Regions from separate parts of the Mus musculus genome. Here region 2 is linked to region 1. The links are chromatin contacts, found by POLR2A ChIA-PET in ENCODE. All regions are on one chromosome and are shown on one strand. Each heading gives the region's core, a stretch centred on a gene start or an enhancer-like site at or near the end of the contact. The rest is flanking DNA. Distances are from core to core; before and after follow the strand shown.

Region 1 (2,700 bases), core at 125-2,624:
GGGCTGCAGGCCAGGGCTGAGGCACACTGAGCCTCTTTCTGTGTGCAGCACTGTGGCCTGTTTCCTTACAGCCGCGTGGAACCTAAGTGTGGTCGGGCAGGAAGCAGCCGGCCTTCCACAGAGGGGCACCGGCCTGAGGTGAGGAAGTGACTGCCTGAGGCCGGGTGCGACCCTCAGCCAGAGCTGCCCTTTTCCCCACCGCCCAGCCTTTGGCAGGCTCGCTGAGAGCCCTCACCTGCATTTCCACATAGGTGTGAGGGAGGTTATACTCTGGAGGCAGTTTGCGGTCGTTATTGATGAGGTGGTCCAAGATGGATGGGCTGAGGATGGGCTGCAAAAAACGAACGGTGGACGGGGAGGGCAGGGTTACCATGAGGTAAGCTCTGAGAGTGTAGGCAAACCCTGCTAGCAGCACAGCAGGCCACTTCTAACGAGTATAGGGCTGGCAGCAAGCGGAGCTAACCACTGTACTCCAAAGCCGACGCATCTTCCCAGGCCTTGCTGTTCTCCAGTGCCTGGTGCCCAACGGCAGCTCCTGGTAAATTTCACACAGCGTGAATGAGCCCCATCCCCTTAAAGACTCTTTGTTGTTGGCTGTTTCATGTGTTTCCAAAGCTTTGCTGAAATAATTACTTAGGTCAAAAAATGATGAGTGTGAAACCTGGTGCGGATTTACAAATTACATCAGTGCCTGTTAGAGAAGCAGTGGTTCGGAACTCTCCTTAAAGCTACAGTCAACTTGCAAACTCAGTCTGACAGTCTCCCTGGCTCTCAGCACGGTGCGAGCTGTTCTGGAAGGCGCTATTTCCCAGAACGGTCCTCTCTTCTCTCTCCTCTGGCCCCTGACTCAGCCCAACTCGTGTGCAGGTCCCTGCATCCCTTGCATGATGCCCTCCTCAGGCGGCAGATTTCTGCTCTGCGTCATCAAAGCCACCAAGAGAGAATACCAACAATGGTCCAGGCCCAGAGCCCAAAATGCTGGGGATGGGGAGAGCAGACACAGCAGCCAGTCACACCGCAATGGAGGTGATGTGGACAGCAGTGGTACCGGAGGCTGGAAATGTCCAAGAAGCATGTCCCACAGGAGTCTTCAGAAGGGAGGCATGGTCCAGGCAAACAGGCAACAGCATAGAGACTGTTCTAGGACCCCAATGCTGACAGCCAAGAGCATCCAGCTCAGGTCTACCTCCTGTTTACACTACTGCTAAGACTTTACTCTCTGAACTGTAGGAACGACTCAGGCAGGCAGGCAGGCAGGCAGGCAGGGTGACTCCCCTTTTCTGAAACTCAGGGGCAGAACTGGGGAAGGACCTGAGCAAGGCTGCACAGTTCACAGACAGCTTCAAGTGGAGAGAACAGGCTGAGATAGTGAGGCCCTGCTGACTCCTCACGAGGGTGAGGACGGCAGCCAGTAGGCCTCAGTGCACACTGCCTGACGCCAGGCTGAGGCCCTGGAGGAGCAGGAGCTGAGGAAAGCTGCCCAGATTTCCACGACCCAACAGCAGTGACAGCCTGAGCAAGAACCTCGTCCCCGGTGCTGGCCAAGCACTGTGCCTGGACTGTTACAATGACTCCTCAGAGCTCCCAACAGGTAGAGCCCGCACTCCTGTCGGGTAAGACCAGGCCTGGGGGCAGAGGTCACAGGGCTGCTAAGGCTGAAGTTCAGGATCTGGACCCACACAGCTCCCAGGCCACCCCCAAAGTCATGCTGCTCAGAGATCCTTCAGGCCACTCTGACAAGAGGAAGCAATGGGCAGGGAGAGGCGCTGGGGCCCGCACCTGTGTGTCTAGGAAGACAATCCGCTCTTGGGTAATGAAGAAGTCAATGCCACTGGTCTGGTTGCCCCCTCGTTCCTTCATCTCTGCACTCTGAGCCCGGAAGACATACGCTCTGTGAGGAGGAAAATGAGGGCTGTGTGGGCTGTCTGGCTCCTCTCCTCTCATCCCCAGAGAATACCCTGAGAAGTGGACACTGGAGCTGAGATTCTCTGCCAGCCCCAGGCCTTACATCTCCACCATCTGTGGCCATAGTTGGGGGATGATGACATGTTTGTTGCCCCCAACCTTACTCCACCCCATGGGTACATTAGGTCCAGCTAAGGGAGTCAGCAGACTCATGTGCTCCCAGGCAGAGACAGCTAGCCCAACACTGCAGAGCTCAACTCTGTCCTCCTGGTCCTTAAGCCCTCCCACCTGATTGCTGTTTGTAAAGTGGAGATGATGAGGGCAGGGACACATCTTTAATCCCAGTACCAGGAAGTAAAGGCAAGCCAACTTCCATTAGTTCCAGGCTAGCTGGCTACAGAGTGAGCTACATTGTAAATAATAATAAAAATAGCCAGGTACTATGGTACATATTAATCGCAGGACTCAGTAAACAAGGGCAGGTTAATCTCTATGCAGCCAGCCTGGTCTACACAGCAAGACCTTGTTTCATTTTTTTTTTTTTTTTTTAATGGAAGCAATGATACAACCCACCCAAGTATGTCTGACTTTTGGTACTGTGACACAAATGCTGCCATCCACAAAGCTCACACTCAAGCCTGTGTACTTAGGCTACGGAGCTGGCTCAGTGGGTAAGAGTGTGCACTGTTCTTCTAGAGGATCCAGGCTACATTCCCAGCACCCAGGGCTCACGACCAACCTCACCTCCAGCAACAGGGCATCCCTTACCTTCTTTGGCCTCATGGGCACCTACAT
Region 2 (2,700 bases), core at 53-2,552, 92 kb before region 1:
AACAATACCTAGGATTAGCCATTCCATAAACCCACTCCCCCTTCTTTTTTTGAGATCTGATGCCCTCCCCAAAAGGAAAAAAAAAAAAAAAAAAAAAACAGGTCTAGAATAGCGAATCCTCCTGCCCCAGCAGGAATTATAGGCGCGTGACACCACACTGGGCTTTAACTATTATTCTACTTGACCATCACAGCAAGGATTGTTAGGACTTTTCTTGGGGGTTTACTTGGGGACAGCCATCCCTCTCCAAACCCACATTATATAAAGCTTCTTCCAGAACGTTCCGGATATCAAGTGGAAGCATTAGGACAGGTGGAAGCCAGCTGGGCGTGGTGATGCACCTCTGCGAACTCAGCACTTGGTAAATTATAAATTCTAGGTTGTACTCCGCGATATTGTGGGTCCAAAACCCAGCTACATGAAACCGTATGCCTCAGTTCCCTCAAAAGCAGAGTGGCCAGGACCCCACCCACACATACGCCTCACAGTGCGTGAGTGAACACAATAGATACCTTTCCGCACAACGCTAGGTAGGACTGGGACTCGGACAAACCCCGGTACCAAACAATAAAGATCAGCTCCCACAATGCCCCGTGACAGCGTCCCACGATGCCTCGGGCCTTTAACGACCACCAGGCACCCAAACGCTCCTTGCCCCGGGGCTTCTCACAGAAGGCGTGTGCGACGAAAAAAAAAAAAAAAAAAAAAAAAAAAGTCCCCTCCAGGAGCCCAGGCCCTTCCCAGAATGCCCCAGGCCCAGAACGCCTGGCCCACGGGCTCCCACAATGCCTCGAGGCGAAGCTGTGCTGGGTCCCGAGCCGCGTGCTGGGGAAAGCAAGGGACTCCCGGGCCGGTCACTCGGCCAAGCGGCCGCGGGCTCCCGTCATGCAGCGGGGCTGTATCGCCCGCTTCCCAGCATGCCCCGCGGCCCCCCCCAAGCTCGGACACTCACCGACGCCGGCGGCCCCGGATCAGGCTCGGCGGTGGCGGCTGCACGCCCGGGCACTGCGCCTGCGTTTCGGGAGGCTAGGCGAGCGGGCGAGCGAACGGGCGAACGAGCGAGGGGCGAGCGAGGGGCGCGTGCGCGGTCAGATGGACCATTCCCGGAGGTCGATGGGAAGAGGGGCTCAGAGGATGGCGAAGGCTGTAGAGCTCACGCCGGCGGGGGTGGCGGGCTCTGCCGCTCACGGCCCCGCTAGACTTGGTACAGTCTGCGGCCCGAAGGGTGAAGAAGCTTTAAGAATCGCGCGTGCGTGCGTGCGCGGTAGAGCGAACGCGCCTTATAAATAGTGGATGCCTTGGAATGAGGGGGGAGAGTGGGGGCCTAAATACTCGGCCCGGATCCCCCGGGCTGGAGGCTCGCTCATTTGCATAATCCTAGCGCGGGACAAAGGAAGGCCTCCCGCACTGGAGGATGTGATTTGCATATTCCCGGGAGAGGCTGTTCTTCAGAGCGCAGTGATTAGCATATGGATGGGGAGGGGGGGGGCACCTGGAAAAATAAAGCGCATGCGTGTAGGGGACTGCAGACTTAATCGTGGTGGGCTGGCAACCTTGTCCCGAAACTACCGAAGGTCTGGGACCCCGTTCACGTCCCTGTCACCTAGGATAAATTCCTGGACAGCACGTGGTTTCTGCGTTGCGAGAGATCTGAACCCCCAGTCTAAGGAAAACGAACCACATTTGATTAGACAAATACTTAGAACTGTCAAGACCTGGAAGAGAGAGAGGTAGACGGCAGGAGGCCGTGGATGCCAGAAACGCCTGCCCCAGCTCGAGGTTCTGCAAGGGCTTCCAAGGGCTGATTTTTAAGCCAGGTCTGAACTGGAGCCAAGTAGAATGCCAAAAAGCAGAGGGAATAGCTGATGCAAATTTCCAGAGGCAAAGTAGTGCTTGCATTCTTAGAGGGAGTCAAGGCAGCTTTTCCGTGGAGCACAATTAGAAAGTCTGCTATAGGTGTTTGCTTTTTTATTTCTTTTTTTGTTTTTCTTTCTTTTCTTTCTTTTTTTTTTCTTTTTTGAGGCAGAGTCTCATGTAGCTCAGGCTAGCCTCCAACACCTGGGTCGAAGAAAATGACCTTGAACGCTACCTCTTGAATGTTGAGATTACAGGCATATGGCAGCCAGCCCAGCTCCTGTGGGTAATTTTAAAGGGCCATAACTTCATGCTGACTATTTGTAGCCATCCCTACAGCCCTCTCCTTCCCGAATGCTTTTATCACTAGCAATTTAAAACTCTAGAGTCCCATTACACCACAGAAAAGGAATAGTTGTGTTTTGCTTTGTTTCTGAGAGTCTCCTTGTGTATTCTGGAACTCACTCTAGCTCCGGGTGGTTTTCGTCAACTCCCTGCAGTTCTCCTGCCTCAGCTTCCCAAAGGCTGGGGTGGCAGGTATGCACCTCCCACACCTGGTCTCCCAGTCAAACTTGTGTCCCTGACGCCTCTTCTGGACCCACCCACCGTTTTATCTGGTCCATATCCCCAGCACTTCAAACACAGTAATCCCTTTGCTGTCTCAGGCTTTGATCTTGCCTTTCGATTCATCGGGAAAACCCTTTGTCCCTGCTGCTCCGAGCTCACTCTCTCCTGGTATTGATGCCAATCCGAAGGGCCTTCCTTGATGATACAGCTCCTGCAGATTGAGTGATTTAGGGAAATTGACACAGCACTGGTCTCAATAAATGCAGCGCTCTGGGTGGA

The links. ChIA-PET counts read pairs that join two places held with the same protein, here RNA polymerase II (POLR2A).
Region 2: POLR2A ChIA-PET joins it to region 1 with 13 read pairs in embryonic stem cell. The contact joins the promoter of Zfp428 here to the enhancer-like site in region 1. POLR2A ChIA-PET finds 5 or more read pairs at or near these places in 3 of 5 experiments (Patski and embryonic stem cell).

Annotation. Positions count from the first base shown.
Region 1 is chr7:24,414,130-24,416,829 of GRCm38, reverse strand. Smg9 (smg-9 homolog, nonsense mediated mRNA decay factor (C. elegans)) reads right to left here. Exons shown (of 14, transcript NM_028047.2): 7 at 1,780-1,891; 8 at 236-331. Among named protein-coding and RNA genes, the nearest start is that of Smg9, 16 kb to the right of the region's middle. Within about 2 kb of position 1,374, at least 1 of the 3 ENCODE cell types and tissues checked has a DNase peak (open chromatin) inside an H3K27ac peak, as active enhancers do.
Region 2 is chr7:24,505,689-24,508,388 of GRCm38, reverse strand. It overlaps Zfp428 (zinc finger protein 428), which reads right to left and starts at 1,302. Exons shown (of 3, transcript NM_146183.2): 1 at 953-1,302.